Linked DNA regions of Homo sapiens: region 1 is linked to region 2. A link is a loop called in an ENCODE intact Hi-C map of the cell type or tissue named here. Cell type or tissue: Caco-2. All regions are shown on one strand. Each heading gives the region's core, and the rest is flanking DNA. Links, peaks and the distances in the headings are about the cores only. Region 1 overlaps ADAMTS12 (ADAM metallopeptidase with thrombospondin type 1 motif 12). Region 2 overlaps TARS1 (threonyl-tRNA synthetase 1).

Region 1 (12,582 bases), core at 2,361-10,360, 120 kb after region 2:
CTACAGTGATGTGCAGTCAATGTTTTATAAACCACTTTTGGGGTGTGTGGGAGGTCCCTTATCTGCTACCAGTGGTTTAACAATGGGCCTGGCCAAGCTTCTGATGATTTATTAACTAGTCTTTGTGATCCTGTACTGGGAGTGGGGGGTCTACCTCACCCCTGTCAGATAGTAAGCTGACCATTGAGCAAGTGGGAGCAAGATCCCCTATGAATGGAAAATAAGTAGTGGACACAGGAAAGGCAGGAGACAGGCCAGGGGTGATGAACACTGGCTATTTTGCAATTTTACCTAGGGTCACTTTGGATTGGATAATGAGAAGGAAGGCAGGGGCTGATGAAGCTTGAATAATGCCAGTTTCCCCGCCGAGCCCTGAGCTCACCTCACTCCAGTTGCCCACTGTCCAGTCCGAGGGGCACAGGATGTCTCTGTTGCAGGAAAGGAGGGTCTTGGGCTTCAGCAGGTGCTGGCAGTCTGTGGGCGGGAGAGCCTGCTCGTCAGAGACCATGGTCTGGATGCACAGCACGGTTCGCTTCTTCTCCCCGTGGGGCCCGCATGTCGCCGAGCATGCTTCCCACTCCCCTGCCCACCACCTGCAGGCAAACATGGATATGTGAGAGAAGATCGCCAACTTACGCATATGTTCCATTCAACCACTGAGAAAGCAGGGGCAGAAATGCAGATCACAGGGCTGGAAGGGCCATGGAGACACTCCAACCCACTAGGGGGCGTGCTGCAGACAGGGCCACCGTGTCTTCAATCATAGCTCCGTAGCTCTGCAGGGCGCCTGGCATGAGCTGTTGCTAAATACGCATGTTTTTGAATGAGAAAAAAATATATATGCATGCCCTCTCTTTTCAGGAAGAAAACTGAGGTCCAGGGTTCTGCTGTGCAACTTTAAGCAAGTTTAAGCCTCGCTTTCTCATTATTCAATGGGTGTGAAAATATATTTTCTTTATATGAGTGTTGTGTTGTACATGAAATGAAAGACCAATTCATGTAATGTGCATAGTACAGAGCCTGACATATAACAAGAACTCAAGCATTTGTTATGATTTATTGTTATTTTGACCATGCTATTGAATAAAAGAGTCCAATTAGACTCTAGGTCTCCTGGCTCTTAATTGAATGTAAAGTAGCTACTTAAACATAAATTTTTAAATTATTTAGGAGGCGATCAATCAGGGATATTGCCTTTATTTTTTTCCCTATCTCCTGCAGTCTACTTGTTAATATTCTCACTGGTCCCTTTGATAAGAAATGAGTAGAAAAAGAATAAACATAAATAAAATCGTTTTTTACTCAATAATCTAGGATGTGGGCCCACTGGTTACATAAAAGTAGCTTTTGAAAATGGCAGGGAGCCATCTCTTGTCCATCTTCTCCATTATTGTGCAAATCTTCCCCAACACCGAAGACAGATTGAGTGTCTTCACCCAGTGTGGTTTGTGTCCATTATTTTTCCTGTGTACAGCCCGCTTGTCCATCCCTTCATATAGTAACAAGTGGGGCACTTCTATTTTTCATGGGAAAATAGTACACTGGGGGAAGTCCTTCATTCCTGACTTCAGGAAAGCCTCCTGACTTGAGACAGCATTGAATTTTGGTAATTTTGAAGATAAAACTTTTTACTTTTATTTTTATTTACTAAATATTAGATTTATTTATGTAGAATTTCTTTTGATTGTGACACTTTTAATCTCAAGTTAAAAATATCAGAAGAAAGCAATTCCTCAATTCAATCATATTCTTCATTTAATAAGTAATTGAGATTACTTATTTATTCTTTGGTGTTTAACATCAGTGGATAAAGAGCTAATAATATTGGAACAGTATGATGTGAAACCAAATAAGTGCCCCACTGTATTAATCTAATTACTTTGTCCTGCCTCTGACTTTTCTAAAGGAGGGCAGGCCAAGGGAATATATAAAATGCCATTCTGAAAAGGTCTTAATCTGAGTTGGTTGAAAGCCTAATTTATCTAAGTACTTGCTACAGGGCTTTCAGCTGTATTACTGCAAAGTGATAATAGACGTTCTTGTTTTCTCTTCTTGGAGTTTTCTCTACAGTCCCTTAGGGGACATATTGCCTGTGATTTTGCTATAGTCTGAATGTGTTCCCCAAAACATATGTGTTAGAAACTTAATCCTCAATATAACAGTGTTGGGAGGTGGGATCTGATGGGAGGTGTTTAGATCGTGAGGGCTTTACCATCATGAATGGATTAAGGCCACTTGGAAAAGGATTTGGGAGTGGTTTACTCCCTCTCACTCTTCTGTATGAGGACATGAACGTTTGTCCTCTGTTGCCCTTCCTCCTTCAGCCTTATGAGGATGCAGCAAGAAGACCCCCGCCAGATCAAATGAACCTCCAATCTTGGCCATCCAATCTCCAGAACTGTGAGAAATGTTTATTTTTAAAAGAAATTTATTTTTTATTTTTATAGAGAAAGGGTCTTGCTTTGTCACCCAGGCTAGTCTCGAACTCCTGCGCTCAAGTAATCCTGCCGCGGCCTCGCAAAGTGCTGGGATTACAGAGTGAGCCACCATACCTGGCCACGAAATAAATTTGTTCTTTATAAATTACCCAGTCTGTGGTATTCTGGTACAGCCACACAAAATGGACTAAAACAGCTTAGTCTTAGTCTCACAAGATTAAAGTGAAAACCATCTTCTTCTTCCTTTTTTTTTTTTTTTTTTCCTGTAAAGGTCTTCCAGGTCCAGGGCTCAGGAGCCATGGTCCAGTTGTTCTCTGCTGCCCATCTCATTCTTTTGGGTGTTTGCCATAATCCCACCTCTTGTTGGAGATTTCTAAAATACTGTTTTTATATTTATGGAGATTTTATGTTTTATCTAAATGTCTAAGTGTGTGTGTGTGTGTGTGTGTGTATGTGTGTGCCTATGTTTGAGATCTTTGAAGAGCCTGTAGTTGTTCCAGAATTCTGTAAAAGTTTACTGTAGTTTGGATATGAGTCCTCTCTGAGATCAAGTAGAAGGGATGGGTTAGAGACCCTTTGAACCTCTCTTTTATTTTTAAAAGAACCCTTCTTTTATCAGTAGCTTCTACTGATTCCCCTATCAGTATATGTTCCAACAGCGCTGATCGCCAACAAACCAGGACACGTCACTCTTTCTAACCTTCATTACTCAGATAAATGAAAGTCCAAAACTGAATTTGTTAAACCCTTGCTGAGAATAGTAATTTCCTTTAAGAAATCAAATTTTATAATTATCATCTTTCTTTGTACTAATATTTTTCCTAATAGAATTTACATTCCAAAATCCGATTCAACTAAACATTTCAAATTCTGACAAAACCATGACTACAGTATAAGCACTCTTACCTCCTGGCTCTGTGTACCCATTGTCTCCATATTCTCATTATATCCCATTCCTCCAGCCTCATTTTCCCTAGCTTTCTTGTCCCCTACACACACCATGCTCAGTCCTTTTCCCTCTTTCATGGGCTTTTCCCAGTCTCAACGATCTTATTCCTTTCATTTCGATCAGAAGGTCTCAATCAGCAGAGATTTCTGCAGCTTCCCTCCCCAGGGGACATTTGGGAATGTCTGAAGACATTTTTCGTCGTCACAAATCAGTGGTGACAGGGAAAGGGGGGTGGGTTTCTATTGGCATCTAGTGGATAGAGTCCAGGGATACAGCTAAACCTCCTACATTGGCACTAGACAGCTTCCCACAACAAAAAACTATCCAGCCCAGTAAGCCAGGCGCGGTAGCTCACGCCTGTAATCCCAGCACTTTGGGAGGCTGAGGTGGGCGGATCACCTGAGGTCGGGAGTTCGAGACCAGCCTGACCAAAATGGAGAAACCCCGTCTCTACTAAAAAAAAAAGAATACAAAAATTAGCTGGGCGTGGTGGCACATGTTTGTAATCCCAGCTACTTGGGAGGCTGAGGTAGGAGGATCGCTTGAACCTGGGAGGCGGAGGTTGCGGTGAGCCGAGATTGCGCCATTGCACTCCAGCCCGGGCAACAAGAGCGAAACTCCGTCTCAAAACAAACAAACAAAAAAAACAAAAAACAAAAAAACAAAAAACAAAACAAAACAAAAAAAACTATCCAGCCCAAAGCAGCAATAGCGTTGAGGTTGAGAAACCTTGATTTAAGTCATATGTCATTATTTTGTGGACTGAAACCTACATGTAGCTGCCAGAGTTTAAAAAAATCACTGTCAGAGGTTTATTGAGTACTTTGGATATGCTAGGCACTATCACAGCTGTGGCCTAGCAGAGCTTTGCTTTGCTGAAAACCAAAATTCAGAGAGAAGTCAGTAGGGAGAAGGGACTCAAATAACCTCTTTCTGGAGTCAGATATATTAAATTTTCAAAGAATTTCTTTCTTGACAGCCTACCCTCTCCTGGAACATGCTCTACAAGGCTTTCATCCTGAAAGCCATTGGCAATGTAATATATATTTTTTTATGTTTAGATAATCAAAAGTTTTTATTAAATCTTAAAAAAATCTCTCTCAAATACTCCTTTGGGGAAGAACACAGAATGTTGAAATTGGTTGTAAAAACAAGATATTACTGAAGAAAAATGATCCATAAATAAATAAGATTAAACCTTGCACAGGAAATTTTTTGGGAAAGGAAATGACAGCTCCCAGTGATGGGTATGAACTTTTTAGAGATCATGGAAATTCGGTGACAGAAGAAGATATTGCAGCTTGAAATTCATATACAAGGAAACTAGTGAACTAATCTTGCAAAAACAAATAATATTAGTTTATTATTTATTTATTTTTAAAAAAGCAAATCGCCAGGCACATGGGCTCATGCCTGTAATCCCAGCACTTGGGGAGGCTAAGGCGGGTGGATCACTTGAGGTCAGGAGTTTGAGACCAGCCTGGCCAACATGGTGAAACCTAATCTCTAGTAAAAATACAAAAATTAGCCAGATGTGGTGGTGTGCGCCTGTAATCCCAGCTACCCACGAGGCTGGGGCAGGAGAATTGCTTGGACCTGGAGGCATGACTTAGTTTTGGAGTCAAGCATTCATAACATTTTTATTGTGTTTTAATGTGAGAGAAAAAGTTTAAATGTAGGGGATTCTGGTTCTAGTACTGAAACCTGCTTATCCTGAGATCCTAGGCAGCAGCATGGTGTAGCAGCACATACAGAGGCAGCACAGCAAACAGATCTGGGTTCAAATCCCGACTCTACAATTTGTAGCTAAGTGACCTAGGAAAATTTTGGTGAAAGCTTTAGAGTCTTCATTTGTATAATGAGCATAAATGTATCTACAAATTAGGGTTGCTTACAGGCTTAAATGATATGGTTATGTGGAAACAGCTTGGAAAATAGTGCATTCTTAAAAAGTGCTAGTTTTTAACACAGGAACAGAAAACCAAATACCATGTCATGTTCTGACTCATAAGTGGGAGTTGAACAATGAGAACACATGGACACAGGGAGGGGAACATCACACACTGGGGCCTGTAGGGAGTTGGGGGGCTAGGGGTGGGAGAGCATTAGGACAAATACCTAATGCAAGCGGGGCTTAAAACCTAGATGATGGGTTGATAGGTGCAGCAAACCACCATGGCACATGTATATCTATGGAACATCCTGCACATTCTGCACATGTATCCCAGAACTTAAAGTAAAATTTAAAAAAAGAAGTGCTAGTTTTCTCTGCAGCCATTTCCCCTAGGGTATGGCATCAAATTTCTCTGAACCTTTATCTCCTCATATACCACCTCAGAGTAATACCCATACCCTGTCTTATGACTATTTCATAAATATTTGTAGAAGCTAAAATGCAATCATAAATAAAAAGCACTTTTGTAAATTGGCCATTGATATGGCTTGGCTGTGTCCCCACTCAAATCTCAGCTTGAATTGTAGCTCCCATAATTCCCACGTGTTGTGGGAGGGACCTGGTGGGAGATAATTGAATCACGGGGGCGGATTGCCCCATACTGTTCTCATGCTAGTGAATAAGTCTCATGAGATTTGATGGCTTTATTAGGGCAAAACCCTTTCACTTGGCTCTCATTCTCTCTTGTCTGTAGCCACATAAGACATGCCTTTCCCCTTCTGCCACGATTGTGAGGCCTCCCTAACCACATGTAACTGTGAGTCCATTAAACCTCTTTTTCTTTGTAAGTTATCCAGTCTTCATTATATCTGAATGTTTCATGCAGTTCTACTTAGCTTATTATATCCTACTTGAGAGTGCATTTTCAGAAATTATACCTGTATGTATTATATTGTGCCTAATTAACATTCTCAGCAGTCAAAAATCTCACAGTTCATGAACTCTGTGGAGTAGTAGGCAATGGACTAGCTCTAAGAAGGGCTGTCTTCCCTGCCTCATTCTTCCCTGAGAAAGTAACATAACTGCAATTTCAGGTAAAACCTAGTGCTAGCCTTATCTTCCCTTGTCATTTCTAGTTCTTCCTGGCAAAAGAACCACAGGAAGGAGCTACAGCACGGAGAGGCAATGACACATTTCTGTCCTGCTTCAATAGTGGTGGGGTCCAGCTCCTACCTAGAAAAAGCCACAGAACAGAAGAGAAAATAAACCTCTCTCTCTGAGCTGAGAATACCCTGGCCTCTGGGTCCTGCCTGTTTGGACTGCTAAGAGACTGACATCATTTTTTTCAACTGTCTTGTCCTGACTCTTCTTTCTAACCTAGTTCTTGGATATTTATCACATTCTAGCTCTTCTTTAGAATCCACCCTGTCACCTGTTTGAGTCTCCCCCTTGTTTAAATGCCTCATAGTGTGTCTGCTTAGAACTGGGATGAATGCTTGATGGACTCTGCAACATAAATACATCCCTGTTTAAGGTTGCCAGAGAATGAAGACTCTTTCTGGAAATCAACCAATATTCCTTCCTTTCTTCCTCTTTCCTCTCCCTTTTTCCCTCCCTCTTTTCTTCTTCTCCTTCTTCCTCCTTTATCTTTTTCCTTTCTTTTTTTTCTCTCTCTTTTTTTTAAACATAAGCCTGGCATAATAACATCCCAACTACCTTCTAGGATCCCAATCTCTTGAACCAATGTGATTAGCAACACCCTGAATATTGCTGAATATCTCTATAACAGTGGCTGTCAACTGAGGATGATTTTACCCCGTAGTGGAAATCTGTCAATGTCTGCAGACATTTTTAGTTGTCATAGCCTGGACTGGGAGGGAGGGAGTTCTACTAGCATCTAAGTAAACACAGGCCAGCAATGCTGCTAAGCCTCCTGCAATTCACGGACAGCCCCCCACAACAAAGAGTCAGCCAGCCCCACGTGCCAGTAATGTCAAGATTGGGAAAACCTGCTCTCTGAGCCCCCTCTTCTGGACAGCCTGAAGTACAAGTGGGCACTGTGATCGGAAGGTGCCAACCTTTTGTCTGAAGGCTGGTGTTGCACTGGTAAAGCCCTTGGAAAAGACAATTCTGTAGTAAAACTACTTTTGGGTGATCCACTTAGCACTCTCTTCACCAATGCTTTGGCAGTTAGTCTTGCCAAATAATTAAACACAGAACACATCACCTTGTGAAAATACTGCTCTTGGGAGAATATGTCCTCACAGCTTGCCACAGGCTCCAACAGCATAGCCACAGAAAACTCTAACCGCGTTCTTGTATTTATCCAAATAACAAAACCACACAATATTTCTTTATCAGCAAGCACTAGGTCACTCTTGAGTCAGACATCACTGTAGGCAGACACACAGAGCTCCAGCTGTTAGCGATGGTTACCTGGGTGGACAAGCCTTTTCATGGCACTTCTTCTGTCTCCCATTGGGCTGTGTTTCTGGGTCACAGAATGTAGCTTTCACCATCCCGCGGCCCTTCTTTATGCAATGGGCAGTTTGGCGGCGGATACCTGGGGGTCAGACAGAAAGATTCACACATATTGAATCCTGAGCCCACATGCTCATGGTCAGGTGAGGTACCTGACCACGTCAACGATCATGCTGACGGCTGATGGGAAAGTTGTTCAAAAGTTACTTGGTTTTAAAGGAGGGATGAAGAATAGGGACCTCTTACAATTCACCCTGATGCTGCAGCTGGCAAGAGGAGGAGGAGAGCTTGCCTAGGAAAAACTGTAGATCATAGAGGTAGGAGGTAAAGTCTGTTCCATAGATTACAGTCCAGCCATGGAGACGAGACTAACACACACATGCCAGGTGGAAAACCAAATGAGATTTAAATAATGAAAGTAGGTTGGGCGCAGTGGCTCACACCTGTAATCCCAGCACTTTGGGAGGCAGAGGCAGGTGGATCACTTGAGGTCAGAAGTTCGAGATCAGCCTGGCCAAAATGGTGAAACCCCATCTCTACTAAAAATACAAAAATTAGCTGGGTGTGTTGGTGGGCTCCTGTCATCTCAGCTACTTGGGAGGCTGAGGCAGGAGAATCCCTTGAACCCAGGAGGCGAAGGTTGCCGTGAGCTGAGATCGTGCCACTGCACTCCAGCCTGGGCAACAGAGCGAGACTCTGTCTCCAAAATACTACTGCTACTACTAATGAAAGTAGATATCATCACCAGGTGTTATGAGGCAATTGCTACATTATTAGCGTAATTAAAGGATAGAGGAGACAGATATCTTTATATTAGTTGATGTCAGTAAATTCTGAAAGACTGAAATACAATTTAAAATAATGTTGTGAAGTTTGAGATGTTATGTTTTTTAAAATACAGGGATTTGATAGCAAGGATTGATAATCCTGCTGCCTTCAGAGACCAGGTAGTTAATGTAAGTAAGGGACTCACACAGGGTCTATAGGCAAATGAAGCCTTGTCCCAGGCACTGTTCTAAACTATGTGTATTTATATCAATAATGTATTACCTGTTATCTATTATGATGTATAATAACCCAAACCTCTCAACAACCCAATGAAATCAGCACCGTCATTATCATTATCTGACAGGCGAAGAAACTGAGGCACAGTGAAGTCACAAAGGTTGAGAAAGGGAAAGGACCACTGACTTTGATAACTAGGACATCATTAGCAAGGGAATGTAGAGGAGTGGCCAGACTGTCATGGACTGAAGTGAAGGGGCAGTGAAGAAGCAACTCAGCATCTCCCTTGAAAGGGCTAGTGCTCACATGTGACACGTGAAACACTGGGTAAGAATACTAAAGACTAAGAACCCTGAAAGGCAGAACAGTCTGTACAAAGGCTGGCACCCTGAGCTCTCAGGATGTCTAGACCTTGTGTGGGCTCACTGGTGTACAGAACTCCAGAATTGGAAAGGCCCGGAGCAATCCAACGAGCTGGTCACCTCCTCCCTTTACAGCCAAGGACACTGAGGGGCTTTCCCTCAGTCACACAGCTCGCAGGACTGACCTGGAACCTGCTGTCCTACCACCCACCACCTCGCACTGCCTCAGCATGGACTCGCTTCAGCCAAATCCCCCTGATGCCAGATGGCATCTTGTCACTTAAAAAAGTGTCAGAGGGAGTTGCAAAACAGTAAGTAAATCCTTTAAAAAAGAACAATTTTTTTTTTTTGAGAAAATTCTGTTTTCAAGAGACAAGTAAACCTTCAACCTCTCAGGCTTTCCCAACTAACAGATGTCGGTGGAATAGAGACTCGGATCATTGACATCAGAGAAGCTGACATGCATCTGCCATTGGAGAGTGGGGGAAAAAAGTTTAGCTGCTTAGAAGTTTCATTAAAGCTTGGGTGGTTTGGCAAATTCTTGATGTCAAAACATGAAAAGGACCGTCAGATGACTGTAACAGGTTGGAAACATTCCGAAAAGGCTTGTATCTGTGCACGAATAGCAAAGGTAAGTGTGCTTAGTGTCCCTGTCTCCAGAAGGGCACAAAACCTTACATAAAATCCCCTTCGGAAAGTTAATAACATGGCATGGGTCAATCCACTGCACCAGCTGGGAGATGAATGGATAGGCCAGGCAGATGTCATCAAGGGCAAAAGGAAAAGGGATAACTATGTGTCAGAGTTTCTCCACTGACATTAATGGTCCTGGTGACCATTACTCTTCTCTCAGCAACTGCATTCTTATATGCTACAGCCCTTGTATGTGCCAGATACCAAGCTAAGCCCAATCTTCCAATGAGGGCCCCAACCCAGTAGGTCGACCCCCTGACATTATAGGATAGCCAAGGGCTTCTTTCTCAAGTCTGATGCTTGTGTGTTCATTTGGTAAAATTTAATTTATCAATTCATTTCTTATCTATTCCTGCTTAAATAAAAAAAAGAAAAGAAAACAAATAGAATCCAAGCGTCCTGAGTTCTAGTCCCTACTTTTCCTTCTACACATCACTGGGTTTAGTCTGTAGGAAAATGAGAACAGTGATATTCATGCTGTTGGAGGGCAGGAAGCTCAGCTAGTTTATCCTGGAAGCATCTCTTACATTTTAAAAGTGATGCTCCATAAAAGGAAGACAAAGTTTAATCATTGGAAACCTTGGATAATGAAAGGATCTGGTTAATATAATTTTATGGTTAACCTAGAAAATGGTTTGTTGAAACGATTGTCAGGATGTTTCAAAATGATATTAGTTCATATTGCCTTCGTGAGTGTGCATATGGCAGCTCATATTTTCCAAAGGTGGCTGCAACAATATTCTCCCATTCAGCGTGCTCTTCTACAACATGACCTTGTCATCCCTCACTGAGACACAGAGTCTAATTCTCCTGGCCTTGAACTAAATGCAGAAGTGATGCTGTGTGACTTCAGAGGCCAGATTAGAAAAGGCCAAGCAACTTCATCTGCTGCATCTGTGTCTCAATCTCGGGACACTCCAGCTACCACAGTGGGGAAACTCAGCGCCCTTGGAAAGGCCACATGTAGGTCAACAGTCAGCCCCAGATGAACCTAGCCCTTGGATCAACCGGCTTAGGTGCCACTCACATGAATAAAACAGCATTCAGATGGTTCTAGCCCCCAGGCATTTGAGTCTTCCTAGCCAAAGTGCCAAACACAGTGGAACAGAGGCACAGCATACCCAATGTGTCCTGTCTCAATTTCTGACCCACAGGATCTGTGGCATAATAAAGGGGTGGATGTTTTACTACACTAATTTAAGGGTGCTTTGTTATATACCAGGAGTAATGGAAAGAACACTCAATAAATGTGAGCTTTCTTCTTTCCTCCAGTCAAGACCCAGAGCTGCAGTTGAGCTTGGCTTGCTATAGTCCAACCATGATTGATTTTATTGATTTTTCATGTTCTTTTCTCTTGTGCTACAGTTCTTCTGTTTTCCCTCCAGATCCACTGTGCCCCCTTCTCTTCCCTGCCCTAAACCTCAAGAAGGTCATCCTGTGGATTGCTGTGGCTTCCCATGAGATTTGGGAAATGGAGGCACTATCTCTTTAACTGCTCCTCCCCCTTAATTCTTTAGGCCTAGGGATGGTAGCCTTATTCCCCTGACCCTTCACTGTTAATGGGCAGGGGCAGTAAATTACCTTTCTTAATTTCCCTAAACCCTACCCATACCTTTGAAAGTAGGCAAGGTCGTCAGCTTGACTGTTCCAGCTGTTCCCTGCTGGGTCCCTAACTGGTAATTTCTCCTTTGCAGTAAAAATCCTAAACTATTCATCTTCAGTGATACACTCATTAACTCTGAAAATCGATTGCTGAAATAAAATCTTTCTTTGACATAGGATATTGTAATATCTCTTGTGGAGGGGGTTCAAATCAGTCACCCTTTTAAGAGCAGTTATCATTATGTGACACTGCAAATGCAGGAAATACAACACATTCAGCTAAGTCTATGTGACCTTGATCTTTCCCTGGAAATTAAAGAAAGATAAATGATATTGGCTTTTTATTTGGCTTGCTATTTTTTCCCTTTCTCTTCTATACTAAATATAGTCCCAAAAGAAATTCCAGCTAATTAAGGATGCCAATCAATCAATATGTTGCCACAGCACTAAGTTAACTGTTTATCTGGAAGCACTTACTTCAAAAGACACAAAGTAGAAATCAGTTGCATTCCAAAATATATGAGAACTAAATTCAAAATGTTATTTCCAGATGATTCTGAATGCCTTTCCCCAGGTAGCAACCAGAATGTTGCCATGCAGCAGTACTTAGTAAATCTCATTGGATACTAGCAATGAAAAGTCAACTAAGTGCCTTTAAAAGAACGTCTTCCTGTACTCTAAACAGGAGTACTCATCTTGAATGAAAATTATGCCTCGATATAAGGAACAAGCAATGTTCCTTACGTCTAAAAGAAAATGACATAGCTCATCATATTCTCAATTCAATATCCAGATTGTAAAATCAAGGGAGTTTGTTATGGTTAATTAAATTTGATTCAAAAATTCAGTTTAGACAACTGAAAGACTTAGATAAAACAAGTGAAGACATAGCTTATTGTAATGACTTATGGTTAAAACTATAGTATTTCCTGTTATGTATAAACTTAAGATTAGATACTTAAGACAGTGAACATTTAATTACAGCATGTGAAAGTTTCAAGGCATTGTATACTCAATCTTTAAAATACTGTTAAGGTCTCTTTTTTAAAATAACCATTTAAGTGAGAATGATACCAGTACAAGTTAAATTGCACATTAGCACGTAAATTACAATCCTCCCCAAATTAGACATAACATTGATTTTAATAATAGAAAATG
Region 2 (12,385 bases), core at 76-8,075:
GAGTTTCTTTTAAATATCAACACATGGTCACTTGTACCTTTTAATGTATCAGAAGCTATGGGGTAGGTTTTGGGTCCTAGGATCATTTCTTTTCAGATGTTCAGTGTGAATTCTTCCATATCTTTAGATTAAGTCTGACAAAGCTTTGTGTGTTTGTTTTAGTTGTTGGTGAAAAAGAGAAAATCAGTGGCACTGTTAATATCCGCACAAGAGACAATAAGGTCCACGGGGAACGCACCATTTCTGAAACTATCGAGCGGCTACAGCAGCTCAAAGAGTTCCGCAGCAAACAGGCAGAAGAAGAATTTTAATGAAAAAATTACCCAGATTGGCTCCATGGAAAAGGAGGAACAGCGTTTCCGTAAAATTGACTTTGTACTCTGAAAACGTCAATTTATATTGAACTTGGAGGAGTTTGGCAAAGTCTGAATAGGTCAACCTGCAGGCGTAACTATTTTTGACCTAGTCAGTTTTTAAACAATGTGCATTTGAAGGAGTTAATTAAAAGAGAGCCAATAAAATGATTTTACTCATTCAGTATCTGAGTACTGGAAGTGAAACATGAGGAATGCTTTAGTGTAATGTGGGAGAACTTTTTTGTAAATTTAATGCAATTGAAAAAGTTTTCAAATTCAATTAAGATAACTAGAATTGGATTATGGTGTAAAAATAAAAAAAAAATTTATTCACATAAGTTTCAAGACTGCTCTGTCCCTCACATGTACACATACATGCCTGAGACAGATAATGTGGTTCAGTATTTATCTTTACAGTTTTACAGCAAATATAATGCAGGGTGGATGGAGACGGGGTAGGTCTGCAGCATCATAATGCTATTCATAAACTGGGTGTGAGCTGGGTGCTGGCTTCTCAGAGGATAAACACTTTTGGGAGTGTCATTTTTACTTAATGTTGGATGGACACCTTTTCAAACAAAAACTACCATGGATCTATTACAGAGTAGATTTGCACAAATGTTTAAGATAAAACGTGAATCTTCAGAGAAATATCTGTTTATGGCAGACTGTTCTGGACCATAGAATCACTTGGTTTACAAATTCCCTATTTTCTCATAAGGGATCATTTTCAAAATCTTCTACCAATAAATGGTGATTGAAAGGACAGCACAAAGTAAATAATTTCTTATGTGGATAAATACTAATTCCTCCTTGTTAGAATGATATTTTAAAAGTAACATCTTTTTTTTAATTTTTTTTGAGACAAGATCCTTTGTCCCCCAGGCTGGAGTGTGGTGCCATGATCTCGGCTCACTGCAACCTCAGCCTCCCAAGTAGGTGGGACTAAAGACATGTGCCACCATGCCTGGCTGATGTTTGTATTTTCTATAGAGATGGTTTCATCATGTTGCCCAGGCTGGTATCAAACTCCTGGATAAAAGAGACCCACCTGCCTCAGTCTCCCAAAGTGCTGGGATTACAGGTGTGAGCCACCACGCCCAGCCTAAAAAGCAACATCTTGTCAGTGCTATAATCTCAAATAGCTTGTTTGCAAGGTGTGATGGTTAATACTAAGTGTCAACTTGATTGGATTAAAGGATGCCTTTATTGTTTCTGGGTGTGTCTGTGAGGGTGTTGCCAGAGAGATTGACATTTGAGTCAGTGGCCTGGGAGAGGCAGACACACCCTCTGTGTGCGTGGGCACCATCCAGTCGGCTGCCAGTGCAGCTAGAACAAAGCGGGTGGAAGAAAGTGGGATTAAGTTGGCTTGCTGAGTCTTCTGGCTTTCATCTTTCTCCTGTGCTGGATGATTCCTGCCCTTGGACATCAGACTCCAGGTTCTTCAGCTTTTGGACTCTTGGACTTATACCCGTGGTTTGCCAGGGGCCTTCTGGCCTTTGGCCATTGACTGGAGATGGCACTGTCGGCTTCCCTGCTTTTGAGGCTTGGACTCGGACTGAACCACTACTGGCTTCCTTGCTCCTTAGCTTGCAGACAGCCTATCGTGGGACTTCACCGTGTGCTTGTGTGAGTCAATTCTTACTAAATTTCCTTTCATATATACATATATCCTATTCTGTCTCTCTGGAGAACCCTGACTAATACACAAGGGTCACTTCAAAGAGAAGCTAATTTGCATAGATTAATTTTCACTTTAATAAAGGAGCTAAGATCTTTAATCATAGAGGGCTTTTCTTTTGAAACTTTATAATTAAGCCTTGCTTCTGAACAGCTTTAAAATTAACTTTTGTGATAGAGTTGTAATTTTTATGTGTCTGAAAGAAACTTAATTTTATACTTAAACCAGACTCAACATTTAGAGAAGCTTTATAAATCTTTCAAAACTTGGGATAAAAAAGTGTAATAAAGACATAGTTTAGTGGGACTGGAAATCAAAGGTTTCTCTTGATCTAACTAACACCTACTTAGCTTAGTCCTCACTTCTAGTGGAATCATTAGAGGGCCACTGTCTTGATGGGAGGGTTCTTGTGTGGGGTTTTTTTTTTTTTTTTTTTTGAGACAGGGTCTTGCTCTGTCACCAAAGCTGGAGAGCAGTGGCACAGTCAGGGCGCACTGCTGCTTTAAACTCCCGGATTCAAGTGGTCCTCCCACGGCAGCCTCCCGTGTAGCTGGGACTACAGGTGCATGCCACCACACTTGGCTAATTTTTTTTTTGTTTTATTTTTTGTAGAGATGAGGTTCCTACTATGTTGCCCAGGCTGGTCTCAAACTCGTGGGTTCAAGCAGTCTTGCTGCCTCAGCCCCACAAAGTGCTGTGATTACAGGTGAGAGCTACCACACCCAGGACCACTCTCTAAGAGCTACTATAATTGTGGGTTTACGCCATCTAAGTTCTTATCTGTAATTTTGTTTTCCTCCCTTTCCTGGACAGTGGAGACTGATCTGCTTACAGTTCTTCATGCATCAGTTCTGGCATATAACTTGAAGATTTGAAAGAACCCAATTGCTAAGCTTTCTTGAGCATCTAGTCTATTGTGAGTTATATGGTCTTGATAATTAAATAAACAGGAACAATTTGAGAACAATAATACCTGCAACTGCCACGTGACAAAATCTGTAAAGATAGATTTTGCGAAGTAGAGAGGTAAAACTCAAACCAGATGGTGAAAAAAGTGATGACCAGGGCAGGAAATTTGAGAAACAAGATTAAGGCTTGCCAGAAATACAGCAGTGATGTTAAGAAGGTATAAGGGTAAAGGGTGAAGTTACCTCAAATGATGGGCTGAGTTCAGAATCTTGTGTACTTCATGAATCTTGCTTCAGTTCCTCACCTTTACTACAGCGATAGACACCTGCACCTTATCTCAGGCCCCCTGCACTGTGACTACTAGACAAATGCTTCTCAAATTACAATGGCCATATGAATCACCAGGAGATGGCGTTAAAATGCAGGCTGATTCTGTAGGTCTGGGCTGGATTGGAGACACTGTATTAACAAGCTCCCAGTTGATGTTGAGAAACACACTTTGAATAGAAGGCCGTCATTCCCACTCTGACTGTCCTTATTCTGTTCTGCCTAAAAAAAAAATAAAAAATAAAAAATAGGGAAAAAAGGCTTATAAGGAAACCAACTTTTTGTCCTTTTGACCTCCATCTCTCTTCCTCTTGCTGAGGCAACCACTTTCAGACACACCAGTGTATATCTCTTTTCCTATTTCTAAATACTATTGCAATCTCATTATTTTTAATAGCGATGCCCAGGCCACAGTGTGGTGGCTCATAGCTCACTGCAGCGTCAAACTCCTTAGCTCAAGCAGTCCTCCTGCCTCAGCCTCCCAAGTAGCTGGGACTACAGGTATATACCACCATGCCTGGCTAATTTTTTTGACTTTTTATTTATAGAGATGGGATCTCACTGCGTTGCCCAGGCTAGTCTTGAACTCCTGGCCTCAAATGATCTTCCCACTTCAGCCCCCAACATAGTTGAGATTGCAGGAGTGAGCCACTATGCCTGATTGTTGCTGTCTCTTTTTTCATTACTCTTAGAACCCCTCTCTTGACTTCCTGTTTCAGAAAATGAGGAATTTATTTCACAATCTATTTCTTCCCTCCATCCTTATGATGTCATATCTCAATTTTTTGTGAAATCCATATTAGGTGCCTTTGTTATTATGACCATAAATATTATGCTCTAATAAGCCACGTAGTATTGTATTCTATGATTACTTTTTTTTAAAGTACTTTTCTGTATGAGTTATTGGAGTTAATAATCATTCTTTTCTTTTAAAATGTTTTCTTTAGGCCAGGCATGGTGGCTCGTGTCTGTAATCCCAGCACTTTGGGAGACCAAAGTGGGTGGATCACTTGAGGCCAGGAGTTCAAGACCAGCCTGGCCAACGTGGTGATTCCTCGTCTCTACGCAAAATATAAAAATTAGCCAGGCCATGGTGGCGCATGTCTGTAACCCCAGCTACTTGGGAGGCTGAGGCAGGAGAATCGCTTGGACCTAGGAGGCAGAAGTTGCAGTGAGCCGAGATTGTGCCACTTCACTCCAGCCTGGGTGACAGAGTGAGACCCTGTCTCAAAAATAAAAAATAAAAAATGTTTTCTTTGGCTGGGTGTAATGGTTCACTTCTGTAATCCCAGCACCTTGGGAGGCCACGGTGGGCAAATTGCATGAGCTCAGGAGTTCGAGACCAGCCTGGGCAACATGGCAAAACCCCGTCTCTACCAAAAATATAAAAAATTAGCCGGGCATGGTAGCATGCACCTGTAGTCCCAGCTATTCAGGAGACTGAGGTGAGAGGATTGCTTGGAACCAGGAGGTGGAGGTGGCAATGAGCTGAGATCATGCCTCTGTACTCCAGCCTGGGCGCAAGACCCTGTTTGAAAAATAAATAAATAATACAGTAAAATGTTTTCTTTGTGGCTGGGTACAGTGGCTCATGCCTATAATCCCAGAACTTTGGGAGGCTGAAGGAGGAGGATTGCTTGAGGCTAGGAGTTCAAGACCAGCCTTGGCAACACAATGACTTTTTTTCTTAACATTTGGAAGAAATTGCCCCCATTTTCCTCTGCCTTCCTGTGTTTTTATGAGGAAGCCGTTTTTATTTTCATACCTTTGTATGCCACCAGTCATTTTTTTTCTCTGAAAGATTTAGATGTCTTTTCTTGGGCCTAATATTCTAAAATTTCATGACTGTGTCAGTCTTTTGCCTTCCGTCGTGGTGAGCAGTCTTCATTCTGGAGACCTGGATCTTTCAGTTCTAAATACTTTTGTATTTAGTCTTTGGTGGTTTCCTTCCCTACCTTGTTCTCTCCTTAATGGGCCTTCTATTATTTAGGTGTTCTATTTTAAGGGATATTTTCTTAACTTTCTCTTCCCATTTATTCTTCTATTGTGTTTTTAAATTTTTTCACCTGTATTTCTTTTTTAAGTTTTCAGTGTTTCTGTTTATATATCAATGTATCCTGTTTTGGTTACTTGGATTGGATTTATTTCCTTAGAGCATTCATTTTAATCACATTGAAGTTTTATTCAGCATGCTGCATTTTTATTTCTTTTAAGTTTGTTTATTGATATTTTGGTCTCTTTCATATTGTAAGCATGCCTTGAGGGCAAATAGCCTTGCTAGTTGTTGTTACCCCTCCTGCCATTTGCAGGTGCTTAAATTTGACCTTCACTCTGTCTATTGCATCATTTTCTGATACCCCATTCACTTTCCATCTTATAAACCAAAAATAAAATTCTAAGCCCCCCAATCAACTGAATGGACCCCTCCTCTCAGCCAAGGGCCTTCCAAAGTTAACCTAAAAAACGAGTTCAGGCCATAATGGGAAGGCAGTTCAGACATGCCTGATTGTACCCACCTCCCTTTGGAATTCAGGCACAACTGACCTGCATTAACATTAAAACAGAGACCTTAACGACTGACAAAACAGTTTTTCTAGCAATAAGATACCAACATGACAGCAGGCCCTGAAAGAGATTATTTTACCCTAAAAATATATATTTCTTTGACATATTTTCAGATGGCCCTGCAGAACTGTCTGATAAGGGAAAATCTACATTCTACAGAGAATCCCCTTCCCTTTCCAAGTCTTTAATCCCAGAGAGAATTAATTAAGAGTCTGGCACCTTTTTAAATCTTAAAAGAAAATTTTGCCATCTATTCTCTCTGAAGCCTGCTACCTGGAGGCTTTGTCTATTATACATAAGAAGGACCTTGGTCTCCACAACCCCTTATCGTAATCCAGACACTCATTTCTATTGATTCCAGGTTTTTAGATAATAACTCTTTCAACCAATTGCCAATCAGAAAATCTTTAAATCATATATAGCCTGCAAGCCCTCATCTGGCATTGTCCTCTCTTTCCATACTGAACCAATGTACATCTTACATGTATTGATTGATGTCTTATGTCTCCCTAAGATGTATAAAATCAAGCTGTAGCCTGACTACCTTGGGTACATGTTCTTAAGATCTCTGGGGGCTGTGTTTTGGGCCAGGGTCACTCATATTTGGCTCAGAATAAGTCTCTTCAAATATTTTACAGAGTTTGACTCTTTTTGTTGGCAATCTTCAGAGATTGTGGTTTGGGGTTACAAATGTCTCCTGGCATGTCAGACTGCTTATTGCTCCACTAACTTCTTCTTGCACTCAGATTTAGTTGAGGAAGACAGTGTGCCCTAGGAGCACCCGTGAGATAGATTTGGCCAGTGAGATAGGAGTGGAAGTCCCTGGGTAGTGTTTCTTGGAAAGCTTACTAAATGGAATAAATTTTTGCCCTTTATTTGCCCTTCTTTGCCTTTCTTCCTCTTTTTGCTTAGAAGGCAATCCGGCAGCCATCTTGCAACTACAAGGTGACCATGAAAATGAAAACCACAGGTTAGTGGAGAACAGGATGATAGAAAGAGTTTGGATTATTGATAATGTGGTGGATGCACTGAATCTACCTGGACTGCCTAATTCTGCATTTTTGTATGACAGAAATAAAAGCCAACTTCACTGAATTACTGTGGTCAGATTTCTGGTCCAAAGATGGACAACTTCTTCTGTCTTTGTTTCAAGATTAATTTTGAGCAAACAGGGTTGAAACTCCTCTGCCACAGCTGGGCCTGGTGGCTCCCGCCTGTAGTCCCAGCTTCTCAGGCCACTGAGGTGGGGGGATTGGTTGAGCCTAGGAGTTCCAGGGTATAGTGAGCTATGATTGCACCTCTGCACTCCAGCCTGGGCAACAGAGATCCTGTCTCTAAAAAAAATTGGAAATTAAAATTTTAAAAAGTTGTATTAGTCCATTCTCATGCTGCTATGAATAAACATCGGAGACTGAGTAATTTATAAAGCAAAGAGGTTTAATTGACTCACAGTTCCGCAGGGCTGGGGAAGCCTCAAGACACTTAAGAATCATGGTGGAAGGGGAAGCAAACACGTCCTTCTTCACATGGCAGCAGGAAGAAGAAAAATGAGCAAAAGATGGAAAAGCCTCTTATAAAACCATTAGATCTTGTGAAAACTCACTCACTATCATGAGAACAGCATAAAGGTAACCACCCCCATGATTCAATTACCTCCCACAGGGTTCCTCCCATGATGTGGGGATTATAGGAGCTACAATTCAAGATGAAATTTGGGTGGGGACACAGCCAAACCATATCAAAAGTCCTCTGCCATGTCTGGTCTTTTAATTCCTTTGTTCCCCAACCTTCCACCCCTGATTGTCTCCTGCCCTGTCCCCCTTTTGTTTCTCTTCCTCAATAAGCCTTAATTTCCATGGCCAATCACTTATAAACCTCTTTTTCCAGTAATCCCAATTTCCATGCATCCATGTCCTGCTTGATTCATTGAACAAATGCTGAATGTTTCTCCAAATTCTACAGTTAAGAGACTGAGCACTGTTAGAGAAAACAGTCTAGAATTTTAAGAACTGGAGCTACTTCCAATTTGTTATCTCCAGCTTCAGCTGCACCATAATTTATCTCTATATGTAGTTTCCTTATCTAGTCCCTCAAGTCCCTCAGTAACTGTCACTACGTTCTTCAGATACCTACGTCTCCCCAAGATTGAATTTCCCTAAGAGCCTATAGAAAGCACATAACTTTATATTTTCAAATGTCACTTCACTTTTCGTCTACTCCCTGCACTATCAGCTGACTGTTTGCTTTCCTCCTACTTCATTAAATCTAGAAACTTGTATTAGTGTTTCCCTCCTTCCCTCCAGTAAATGAGGTCTTCTCCCTCCTTTTAAGTCCAACCATTCTACTGGACCTCTCGATCCTCTGATATAGAACCAAGGTAATGAGCTTTGGAGCCAGTTGAGTTGCTATTCTGTCTCTTCTTAGTTGGATAACCCACCATTTAATTTCTCTGAACCTCTTTACTTACCCATAAAATGTGAATAAAACCTTGATATGGTTTTGCTCTGTGTCCCTACCCAAATCTCAGGTGGAATTGTAATTCCTAGTGTTGGAGGAAGGGCCAGGTGGGAGGCGATTGGATCATGCGGGTGGATTTCTCCCTTGCTGTTCTTGTTATAGTGAGTTAGTTCTCACGAGAGATGGTTGTTTGAAAGTGTAGAGTACTTCCTCTTTGTTCTCTCTTCCTCCTGCCACCACGTAAGATGTGCCTTGCTTCCCCTTTGCCTTCCACCATGATTGTAAGTTTCCTGAGGCCTCCCCAGCCATGCGTAACTGTGAGTCAATCAAACCTCTTTTCTATATAAATTAACCAGTCTTGAGCAGTTCTTTATAGCAATGTGAGAATGGACAAATACATACCTCTTTCATTGAATCAGTAATAGCAATCAGTGGGCCTTATATAAAGTATACAAAAAGTAATGCTATTATTTTCATCTGCTCCCATACCTGATTCAACAGTTATCCCCTATATATCATCAACTTCTTCCCTAATTGCTTTCTACCTATAAACCTAAAAGTACCAACATCTTTTCTATTCCAGTGTATTCTGTGTCCCTGATATTCTGACTTCAGCTCTCACCACACAATTCAAATGGTGCTTGCCAAAGACCAAAGATACTCTGTGTTGCATTTGGCAACTCTCTCTGCCTTCACGTCTTTGCCAATGCTGCCTATGAAAGCTGGCATCTCCATCATGATCCAGCCGCATCTCTCTGCTGACTGGACTCGCCCAGTACCTTCTTCTTCCCAGTGAAAATAATGCTCCTTGTGCACTAGTTTTAAGGGAAGTTGGTGGAAGGCTTCCATCTTGAAGAGAAGATGAATAATGGGGGAAATTCCCCAAATGTAGTTTAGGGGATCCCTTTTAGGTCTTAGTGGGCTTTTTAGCTGGGTCTAGAAATCAAATTAATACCAGGCAGATTAACAAGAGAAAAGCACGTAAATTTTATTAGCTTTACATGTATGTGGAAACCACCTTTGCAAAAATTATGACAGCGAGAGAAGTCTAGCAAAGTTGACTCTGTTTTGTTTCTAGGCTCACAGGCTGACTGTTCTAACTCATTCCCGGGTGTAGGCCAAGCTAGCCATGGGAGGAATTTAGTTTATAGCTTAACTTTGAGGCAAGGATGATAATAGTCCCTCCCTAAAACTAACTCCCTACTTGCTTAGGAACCAAAGCCACCTTTGTAAACTAATGAAAGGCCATGAAATTAGGATTATGGGAGGAGCCTGAATTCTGCTAGGATTCTGGTAGGAACAGTTTCTGTAATCCATTACTGCTTGAGAGTCAAGTGGCCAGAGGTCACAAGATTCAAGACTTCCCCAATTGCTCCTATAGATAACATCACTATTGTAGAACCTAAGATTGATCTTTTGAGATTTTTTTCAGACTTTCGCATTCTGGTAGCCAACTGACCCCAGCCGGACCTGGGACTCATGACTCAGCCAGTCCTGTGGCCCTCACCCAAAGGCTGACTCCACACAGGAGAATCATTTTCCACACCCCTATGATTTCATTTCCAGCCAATCAGTGGCACTGGTTCCCTAGCCCGCTGCCCACCAAATTAGCCCTAAAAACCCTATCCTCTGAGTTCTCAAGGAGACTGATTTGAGTAATATTAATAACTCTAGTCATTCTTGGCTAGCTCTGCAATGATAAAACTCTTTCTCTACAGCAATATTATGGTCTTCGTGAATTGGTTTTGTCTGTGCAGTGGGCAGGAAGAACCTGTCAGGCAATTATAGATGGAGATTTTCACAAGAGAGTGAAGTCTGAAGAAGTGGTCAAAGAAAAATGCTTTTATACTTTTTAGACGAAGAATGATAAATTTGAGAAGCAATGACAGAACAAAGGGGGTCTGGCTAGGAGCAGCAAATTTCTTTTTTTTTTTTTTTTCTTGAGACAGAGTCTCGCTCTGTCACCCAGGCTGGTGTGCAGTGACACGACCTCGGCTCACTGCAACCTCCGCCTCCTGGGTTCAAGTGATTCTCCTGCCTCAGCCTCCCGAGTAGCTGTGATTACAGGCACGCACCACCATGCCCTGCTAATTTTGTATTTTCAGTAGGGACGGGGTTTCACCATGTTGATCAGACTGGTCTTGAACTCCTGACCTTGTGATCCACCCACCTCAGCCTCCCAGAGTGCTGGGATTACAGGCATGAGCCACTGCGCCTGGCCTGGAGCAGCAAATTTCCAGGGAAGTCACTACAAAATATGTGAGTGTGGGTGTGTGTGAAACTAGTGGAAGATAAGGATTATTTCTATAAGTATATTTATTCAGGTCTATTGCAGTGCCCAGTTCCCAGTCTGGTGATAAGAGCTATTTTCTCACCCTGGTATAAGAAGTGTACCCCTTCATGGCTTGCTGCCTGCAGGAAGACACAGTCAGCTAGCTCTCTCTGAAACTACAATTTCTTTAATGTTTTCAACTTGAAATAATCAATATACCAATTTTGCATATTTTGGGATGGTACGTTCTTTACCTTTACAGTAGGAACAGAGCTCAAAAACTATTGAGTAACCAAAAAGCATGACCAACATCTATTCCCCTTACATTATCCCATACGCAGAAATCCAGGAGACTGAAATTTAATATATTAATGCATTTGATTTACATGCGTGTACTCAGACATCACAGAACCAGAGTACCACCCTAAGCTAATTTACTATTAAGCTTCTTGTAATAAATAATTACTTTCAAAAAAATTCAACTCTGGGAAGTTACAATTGTTACTGTGTTCATGGCTCTGGAAATGGGTATGTGATATTAAATTAGTCACTGAGTATTAATTCAATGTGCAGCTAACTGGGAAGTTTGCTTGAATAAGTTGTCTTGAGGGTTTTTTTTTTTTTTTTTTTTTTTGGTGGGGGAAGAGAGAGTGATTGGGCAGAGGTCAGACTCTTCTTCATAAGTGTTTGTTTTTCAAAGATTAGCCTTTATAACACCATTTCTAAATCACCTGGAATTCTCATTAAAATCCTAGGCTGATCTCTGACCTAAAAAAATCAATGGAGGAGAGGGAGTCTAGAATATATATGTTTTAACAAGCTTCTTAAGTAATTTCTTCCACTCTTTGAAGTTAGAGAGCTACTGTTTTATGTGAGAAATGCAGATACCTTGATGGAATATTAATTTAAAATTTTAAAGTTAATTATTTAATATATAAGGTGGTGTTCACATTGGTATATTTAATCTGTTGATTTGGAATAAAGTCTGCTACATACATTCTAGTCCACAAATTCTAAAGGGAACACATTTTACTTTTGTTAGCACATTTGAATTTCATATGCCTAACGTTTCCTAGCACTTATCAGTGCTCATTTCTCTAAGCTGGTGGCTACAATCAGGGCACAGCTTCTTACCTAAGCCACTAAAAAATTATCTTTGCTAGAACTGGAAATAGGGCTTATTTTCCCTCCTCCTGGGCTTTAGCCTCTAATTGTCACTTATTTCTTGAAATTTAAAAGTCATTCTCTTTCCAAGAAAATACTCCACAACTTTTCCTATTAGGTAATGTTTTGAAACCAGTGTTTCTCAAACTTCAGTGTGCGTCGGAAAAATCTAGGCTTGTGGAGTCTGCAGGTTTTCTGATTCAGTCATCATGGGCTGGGATAGGTGACCTGCACTTTGGGCATTTGCCCCAGTGGATTGCTGGTGCAAGGACCGCGCTTCAAACTCCACTTGGGCAGTCCTAGCTCCTCATGTTGTGGTTATTCTGCCATAATCATGATGAAGATAATTCAGTTGCCTAAGAAAGATTGTAACAAATTTGTCTCAGACTCATGAAGAATGCAGACAAGTTGAAGTCATCAAAGTGTTGTATTCAGATGGACAGAAACTCCAGGGCTGTGCAGCTGTGTGGGCTGAGCCTGTAGAGATGCTTCAGTGAGCTGTGGAGGGGGAGATGAATTCTAGGTATGCGCTGGATGATTTAGTAAGACCATAAAAACCCATATATCAACATTTGGGTAAGACTTTTTCTTCCTTCCTTTTTTCCCTCCTTTCCTTTCATCCATCCTTCCTTTTTGTGGTAGGCAATGTTAAAA

Evidence for each region. A loop is a pair of places that touch in the nucleus more often than their neighbours do. Peaks named below come from ENCODE experiments on the same cell type or tissue, not always from the same donor. Only the 100,000 strongest peaks of a DNase experiment are listed, where the experiment ranks them.
Region 1: it touches region 2 in a loop (10-fold over the local background); 2 of 110 quality-filtered maps call a loop at or near these places.

Annotation. Positions count from the first base shown.
Region 1 is chr5:33,588,217-33,600,798 of GRCh38, forward strand. It overlaps ADAMTS12 (ADAM metallopeptidase with thrombospondin type 1 motif 12), which reads right to left. Exons shown (of 24, transcript NM_030955.4): 17 at 7,718-7,844; 18 at 383-593. Among named protein-coding and RNA genes, the nearest start is that of TARS1, 150 kb to the left of the region's middle. RefSeq lists a silencer at 640-689. In Caco-2, for the core only: no CTCF peak of the experiment used is centred there; no DNase peak of the experiment used is centred there.
Region 2 is chr5:33,467,398-33,479,782 of GRCh38, forward strand. It overlaps TARS1 (threonyl-tRNA synthetase 1), which reads left to right. Exons shown (of 19, transcript NM_152295.5): 19 at 163-689. The coding sequence ends at 311. Among named protein-coding and RNA genes, the nearest start is that of TARS1, 33 kb to the left of the region's middle. In Caco-2, for the core only: no CTCF peak of the experiment used is centred there; a DNase peak (open chromatin) is centred at 3,334.